2 separate regions of the Mus musculus genome follow, and region 2 is linked to region 1. The links are chromatin contacts, found by Hi-C or POLR2A ChIA-PET in ENCODE. All regions are on one chromosome and are shown on one strand. Each heading gives the region's core, a stretch centred on a gene start or an enhancer-like site at or near the end of the contact. The rest is flanking DNA. Distances are from core to core; before and after follow the strand shown.

Region 1 (3,914 bases), core at 626-3,125:
TTAGAGTACTCAATTTAGAGGCAAGACACTTGAGGATAGTTGGAAAGGACCCCCTGCCAGGATTGGGGTTCTTTTAGGTAATGACACTGGGCCCCAGTGGTCATGGGAGGAATGGGGTACAGGATCCTTATAGTTTCTAGGAGAGGCAACCCCAGGTTCAGACACCAAGTCAAACTTGCCTGCCACCATTTTTTAAAAAAATTTATTTATTTTATGTATATGAGTACACTGTAGCTGTCTTCAGACACACCGGAACAGGGTATTGGATCCCATTACAGAAGGCTGTGAGCCACCATGTGGTTGCTGGGAATTGAATTCAGGACCTCCAGAAGAGCAGTCAGTGCTCTTAACCTCTGAGCCATCTCTCCAGCCCCCTGCCACCATTTCTTACGAGTATAGAGACGAGTTTTAGTTGATTGACAGAAGCAGCCAACTCAATCAAGTTCAAACACAGGTTTTAAGCAGAAAGGAAGATTTTGCAGCTCACCTGGCATTGGCAAAGGAGAGCTAGGTTTGTGTCTCTGTGCACAGAACTTTCCTAGGACAGTCTTTTCCTCTTCCCCTCTTTTATTTATTTTTATTTTATCTTATTTTTTTCAAGACAGGGCTTCCTGGCTGTTCTGGAACTAGCTCCGTAGACCAGGCTGGCTTCAAACTCCATCTGCTTCTGACTCCCAAGCGCTTTAATTAAAGGCGTGCGCTGCCACCACCACCATGACCACCAAGCTCATCCCCCTCTCTTAAAAAAGACATTTTCACTTTATGTGTATGGGTGTTTTCCCTGCATGTATGTCCACGCACCACCACAAACACGTTCCGGAGGCCAGAAGGGGGCGACAGATCCCCCTGGACCCAGAATTGCAGGCGAGGGTGCTGCAAATCCAGCACAGATTCCCATAACCTCTAAACTATCTCTCCAGAAAGGCCCTTATATCTCCTGTTTTTTGGACACATGGTTTCCTGATGAAGCCAAGGAGACTGGACTGGAATTCATGAACGACCTGCTTCAGCTTCTCAAGGGCCGAGACTCTTTATACACGTACACTGACGACTGGACTCGTCTCTCCTGAGATTGCTTTCATTCATTCTCCAGATCTTGCAGGTGGAGGGAACACGATGCTAATAGGTGGCTTGTCTTTCAGTTCTCACAGAAAACTAAACTCATCAACAAGCAAGCCTAGTCCTCCCCCTTTAATCTCCTGGTCAAGGACCTTGCCTCTCCTACAAGTGTCCATTCCTGTATTACTGCAAGAGGCCTGGCCAACCCCCTGACCTCCAGGGCGATCCAACTTCGCAGGAAGGTGACTCAAGCTGGAACTTTTTTTTTTTTTTTTTTAAATGCAGGTGTTGGATATCCCATCCATCCAATGGTGAAATATCTAGCTGCCCCTTTTTGCACTAGGAACTTAAAAAAAAAAAGCCTGTAAAGTCTTTCCCTTGGCCACCATAAGATTGGCAGGGTGAGTGGCGAAGCCATGACACTCCTCCATCCCCCAGCTCGGTCCTCTAGTTTGGGAGACTGGCTGGACAAGGCCTGAGCTCCACTGGTTTGCTTCAGGCAGACTGAGCTGGACCACGCCCCTGACCCTCGGAGTTAGGCTCTCCCAAGGGTGAGGTCCAGGTCTCCCTTCATTCCGGGGCTTCAGTTCCGACGGGGAAGTATGCCCTAATCCTGACCGGTGGTGCTTCAGGTCGAAATGTCGGCCGCGGGACCAGGGTAGCTGACCCGCCCCGGCCGCCGTAAGCTTCACCCGCCCAAAGGGTTGAGCCGGTCCTTGAGCATGAGGTAGTAGGCGGGGCAGCGCCCTCTGGACCCGCCCCATGCGGAGTGGCCCAATGGAAGCGCACTGTGCCAGGTCCCGCCTACACGGGAGGGGCAGAACTGCGCAGGCTCCTGAAGCGCCCGGGCGGGCCGGCTGGCTGGGAAGATGGCGGCGGAAGCCCTGGTCAGCGGCGCCGCAGAGGAGCGGGCCCGGGGTGTCCCAAGTGTGCAGCTTAGGGCCAGCGCCGGGCCATGAGCGCGCCGCCATCGAACCCTCGAGCCGTGGAGCCCGCCTGCGCCCCTTGCCATGGCGCGGCTCGCGGACTACTTCGTGCTGGTGGCGTTCGGGCCGCACCCGCGCGGTGAGTCTCAGCGCCGAGGGGGACGAGCTGGGGGGGACTGAGGGACTGGGACTGAGGACTCGAAGCTAAGAAGACCCGGCCGGAGGCAGGGTCAGGAGTTGGGGCCGAGCTCTCGGGGCTCTCGAAAAGAGGCCTCCGTAGTTATTGGCCACGGTGGCGTCGGGGCAACCCGCGAGGACCCCGGACGACATGGCCTGTGTAAGAAACATCCCTCCTACACCTGGGCACCTGCGTCGCTGTTCCGAGGTGGGCAGGGGCGTGTCGCTCGGGCGTGGGAGGCTGGAGGACCCTGCTGCAGTTCGGTCTCCCCGATTCCAAGTTGGGTGGGATGGGCTCACCCCGCCTTGGCCGCCTGCCGGTGGCTGGGTCTGGGAATTTCAGAGAGGGGGGCGGAACGTTTTCGTCTTCCAGCTTCTCTGACCCAGTGCTAGGTCTGAAGCCTCAAGCACCGCTTGATGGGGTGCAGTGGAGGGGGAGGGGTTCGTCGGTGGTATGGAGCCGGACTTCAGACGAAAGTGTCACACTTGGAGGAGAGCATTCCTGGTGTTCAAGCCTCTAAGCCAGGCCCCTCAGCGGGGGATCAGTGTGGTGATCTAGGAGGCCCTGATCTGGAGTCAGCACCTGTGTCTGAGAGCCCTTCAGTCCTGGGGGTAGGAGAAAACGGAGCCTGACAGTGACATCAACCACAGCCATGGAGACAACAGTGTTGGGGGGTGTTGGCTGGAGTCCTCAGTGTGCCAGGCCCTGCACAACCCTTTGTGTGTATGATCTCATTTCTCCCAATAGCCCACTGAGATTGCCTTGCTGTTGCCCTATCTTCAGCATAGAATCTGGCATAGAGAAGTTGAGTGTGTGGGTCTGGAATGGAGGCTGGGACTTGTACTCTGGCTGTCAGAGTCCACCTGCAGAGGGGCGGTATCTTAGGGACAACTGTGGCCAGATGAGGTAGCCCCTTAATCCCTAGATGTAATGCTTCCTACCGTGTTCCAGTTATCTATTCCACACAGTTATTCTGCTGCTTCTCAGACCAGCTGTCACTGTCACCATTCAGGACCCAAACTTTCTTCTTTGCCTTTCTTCTTGCTAAGTCTCCACTAGGACTGTTCCTTTGTTTAATGTCCACATGATGGACCCTGTATGCACTGGAAAACACCACCACCACCACCACCACCACCACCACCACCTCTGTCTTCAGATCTGTTCAGTACCCTCGCTTCTTTCTGCTCTCATGTATTCAAGTCTATATCTTTTGGCACTCAGTCCCGAGCATCTGTCTTTCCCTCCAAAGAGGGAGTTCTCAAAGGCAGAGACCACATTGTGTTCATCCCCCTGTCCTCCTTGAGCAGGAGGCTTGCCACCAGTGTTGTACTGGCACACACAGGGAGAACCTGTGCTCCAAGGCATAAGTGAAGGCCAGTGAGGTGCCTCCTCTGGAACGGAGGAGGAGTACTGCTGGAGAGTGAGGAAACCAAGCTGGCTGAGGGCTGGCTGGGGTCTCGGGCTGGGCGCTGGGCCAGGGCTGGAGGAATGGAATGGACTTGGATGGTGGTGAGAAGGTTATGAAGAAGGTCCTGTGAAACAGAATGTAGGTAAAGGCCAGGTTGGGGAGGTCTGCTGGGAGTGGAGTAAAATTGAGGGTGATGTGTGGGTAGCTCCATGGGAAGTTGCTGTGGCACGTGGGGGCTTACTGATACAGCTGTACAAGAGGTGTGGACCTCTGACCTCTGTACAGGACGGGATAGAAGGCTGAGGCCAGAGGTGGCTACTTTTCCTGAATCACCGGTGTGATG
Region 2 (3,914 bases), core at 893-3,392, 40 kb before region 1:
CACCATGTGCTTGCAGGGGTTCATGGATCCAAAAATGGCCCTGGGACCTCTGGAAGTAGAGTTACAGGCCATTGTGAGCTACTTTTTTTTTTTTTTTTTTTTTTGGTTCTGAGAACTGAACCCAGGTCCTCTACGAGAGCAGCAAGTGCTCTTATCCAGTCATCTCTCTAGCCCTGATTTAAATTTTCTAAAAACAAAAAATGATGTAGGTGTTTTGCCTGTATCCATATCTGTGTACCACCTGTATGTTTGGTGCCAGTGGAGGCCTGATGAAGGCACTGGATCCCCAGGAACTGGGATTACAGACAGCTGCGATCTGTCCTGTGGGTGCTTAGAACTGAACCTGGGTCCTCTGAAAGAATAGTCAGTGCTCTGAATTGATGAGGCAGCTTTCCAGGTCCCTGCGCCCCCATCCCTGTCTCCAGTTTTAATTCTTCAGACTGGATGGTGTCCAATCTAAGAGCCTGGATGAGAAGGTTTTAAATATCTAGGTTTAATACACCTAGACCAGATATAGTGGGGAAGGAAGTATATTCTTGCAATATAACTGACACAATTCATTGGTAAACTTGGTGTGAGACATGAGGCCTTATCACATCTCTTAATTTTCACCTTTAGTTAAACAGTGAAACACTACCAAAATAGAGGACTAGAATTTGAACCACAACCCAAAAGCTCCACTTTAAATAACATCCAAGAGCTCGAGTAACATCCCAGCACATGCCAAGGGAGTGGCTAGAACAAACAAATCTGGGACAGCTCACAAGGAAGATCGGTATGGGTGTATCCCACCACATGGAGTTGAAAACTTGTATTTAAAAAAAAAAAAAATCACACAAGTAAGATTTTCTATTTTTAAGGGAAAGAAGACTCCACCCCAAGAAGCTCGACACTTAAGAAAGAAAACAGAAGCAGTCAAATAGAAATCCTAAGAGCACTGTTTCAAAAAGGAAGCTGTCAGACCGAGAAATCTCCCCAACAGGGCACTTCGAGCGTCTCTTTTATTTTTAAATACGAAGACCACTACAGTTCGAGTTGAGACCTGTAACTATTCAGTAGTGGGATCCGATTGTGTTGAGCCAAAGTGTGAACGTGCAGAAACGGAGCAGACAGTGACTGAATAGACCTGAACTTAAAAAAAAACAAAACGGAGGAATGGAATGCTGATAGGCTAGATTACGGCGAGGGGCTGGGCCACCAACAGGATGGGGGAGGGGGCGGATCCTTCTGGACAAAACTGGTTCAAATTAAGAGCCTGGGGTATGGGTGCGTCGCACTGCGGGAAGATCGTGTGGGCGGGGCTTGAGGTCTAAGATACAAAATCCCTTTTCCTTCGGGAACCAGATCTCTCTCCATTACTGTAAGAGTCCTGGTATGGTAGGGTTGATTGGTAGTTGCAAATAATCGGGAGACTGGGACAGAAGACTTCGGGTTTAAGACCTGCCTTGGCGCCTGGCTCAAGAAGAAAAACAGGTTCCAAAAAAAAGCTCGGTGGTAGAGTGCCTGCCAAACCTGTCCAAAGCCCCAGGTTAAATCCGCCCCCAAAAGGGGAAAACAAAAAGTTTGCTTCTTAATGTATTGTATTCCCCCAAAGAAAACGGAAATAATGTACTTGTTGGAGAAAAATGATTATCATCCAACCAAATCGACTTCACAGCTCGCTAACCGACAGAGGCCTGAAAAGGACAGCTCCGGGAGAATCTAGCTGAAAGTTTCGAGAGGCAGGCTGGATTTTGAAGGGGGGTGAGGAAAGAAACAAGACTGCGGATGACACACCAGACGGCTACAGACCCGGAGGCGGGGGGTGGCAATGCAGCCTGAGCGCCCAGGCCGATGCCATTCCCCCGCCGCCCTCACCTCCTCCAGATACTCGCCCAGCTGTGCCGCCACGTCCACCTCCCAGTTCTTAGTGAGATCCCGGATGGGCTGCAAGAGGTGAGCAAAGCGCACCTCCACATCCTCCATGTCTAGAACGGGACTAGAAGCCCGGAACCATGGCTCAACCCGCTACTGGTTCTGGCGCCATTTTGGTGCTCCCGCCCCGGAAGTACGTAGCCAGGGCACTGCGCGCACACGTATGACGTCAGGCGGGCCCAGTTTCGAAGAAGTAAAGAAGCGGGCCCGACGGGGGCGGGGCCTACACCGGGGGCGGGGCTCCGTGTCTAGGGGGGGGGCCTGGAGGAGCGGAGGAGACTAAGTTTCTAGGTGGTTAGCGGTGAGTTCTTTGGCACTGGGTGGAGCTCAGTGACCCGACCGGACTGACGGATTCCGGCTGCGGCGTGGGCCAGAGGCCGGGCTGGGGGCAGCTAGGAGACTAGAGGGCACTACTTCGGCAAGACCGCGTAGCGGACATGGCGAGCTCCCGGGTCCCACAGCAGCTTTTCCTACAGGGTGTGGCCGCTGTCTACTTGTTCGCCTTTGCGTCCCTCTACACCCAGATCCCAGGTGAGGGCGCGGAGGGGTTGAATCGTCACACGTGGACGTGGTAGCATCCCTTCCTTCACTGCCCTCTGAGGCGGGTGTAAAGTCCAGGCCTCTCTCTGCGCGGGATTAAGGGGTGGTAGTTTGCGGGCAACAAAAGTGGAGGAAAAAGAAGCACAAGGGTCGATTTCCCTTAACTATTAGTAGTCTCATCTAGGCTTAGGGAAAAACCCCGAGGGGAGTGGGTGGCAGATTTCTACCTGGACTCTGTGGGCAGGTAAGAGAGGGATGCGCTCTAATTGACAGAAGGTGCTGACCCAGAATCAGGTCTTCTGAACCTGGTGTTGGGGGTCAACAATTTCCAACGTGAGAGAGAGAGACCATCTGGTAGACAGAGCAAGCCCTGCCTGGGATGGGAACATCTGCAAGCACAACCTGGAGTTGGGGGTTTGGGACATCTGCATGCCAGGAGCTGGTGGTGGAGCATCTCCGGGGCCTAAGTTCATGTGCATGTTAGACTGGGAAGATGTCTAAGACTTGGCCCTGACATACCCTCCCACAGGCCTCTATGGCCCAGAGGGCATCCTTCCTGCTCGAAGAACACTGCGGCCCCAAGGCAAGGGCCTGTGGCAGCAGCTGTGGGAAACACCAACGCTGCTGTGGGAGGCACCAAGACTGGGGCTGGATACTGCCCAAGGTCTGGATTTACTGACCTTATTGGGCACCGTGCTAGCCCTGGGCGCCCTGCTCCTGAACTCTCTGAGACACCCCTTCGTCTACCTGCTGCTCTGGGTTGCATACCGATCAGCCTACCAGGCAAGTGAGACACTTAAAACTTCAGCCTTCATCTAACCCACCCTCTCTCTCTGCCTCACCTGATGCAGCAGACACACAGTGGCTCCCTGACCACTTCTCTCCCTACAGGTGGGCCAAGTGTTCCTTTATTTCCAGTGGTGAGTGATTCCGGGGGCCCAATCTGCCTGAGGCCACTGGGCAGGGTTGTTTGCCTCTCCTGGGAGGACCCTGGGAGGTTCCTATTAAGCAACCTAAATAGGAAATTTAGGATATTTCCCTCCCTATAGGGATTCCCTGCTGCTGGAGACTGGCTTCCTAGCTATACTGGTAGCCCCGCTGAGGGGGCCTTCCAAACACAAGATTCTCCAGGGTAGATTAGCAGGAGCCTTACCCCATGAAGACCTCCCATTCTGGCTCGTGCGCTGGCTGCTGTTTCGACTCATGTTCGCCTCTGGTGTGGTCAAGTTGACCAGCCGCTGCCCTACGTGGTGGGGACTCACTGGTGAGGGCCCGGGGCCTGAAGCTGGGATGGTCTAGAGGCTCTTAACCAGCCCTGACCTCCACTCGCTTCCTGCAGCTCTGACCTACCACTATGAGACTCAGTGCCTGCCCACACCCGCTGCCTGGTTTGCTCACCATCTGCCGGTCTGGCTACACAAGCTCAGCGTGGTAGCCACCTTCCTCATCGAGATCGCAGT

Evidence for each region. Hi-C counts contacts between places; a loop is a spot of excess contacts on that map. ChIA-PET counts read pairs that join two places held with the same protein, here RNA polymerase II (POLR2A).
Region 2: a loop to region 1 is called in a map of gastrocnemius, with 4 times the contacts of the local background. The contact joins the promoter of Lmf2 here to the promoter of Sbf1 in region 1. A Hi-C loop is called at or near these places in 11 of 37 maps with a recorded cell type or tissue (gastrocnemius, heart, left cerebral cortex and 1 more). POLR2A ChIA-PET finds 5 or more read pairs at or near these places in 4 of 5 experiments (Patski and embryonic stem cell).

What each region holds. Positions count from the first base shown.
Region 1 is chr15:89,313,272-89,317,185 of GRCm38, reverse strand. Sbf1 (SET binding factor 1) reads left to right here and starts at 1,875. Exons shown (of 41, transcript NM_001170561.1): 1 at 1,875-2,124. The coding sequence starts at 2,070.
Region 2 is chr15:89,353,887-89,357,800 of GRCm38, reverse strand. Lmf2 (lipase maturation factor 2) reads left to right here and starts at 2,142. Exons shown (of 14, transcript NM_178919.4): 1 at 2,142-2,445; 2 at 2,984-3,237; 3 at 3,346-3,374; 4 at 3,504-3,718; 5 at 3,794-3,914. The coding sequence starts at 2,352. It overlaps Ncaph2 (non-SMC condensin II complex, subunit H2), which reads right to left and starts at 2,082. Exons shown (of 20, transcript NM_001115132.2): 1 at 1,858-2,082. The coding sequence starts at 1,965.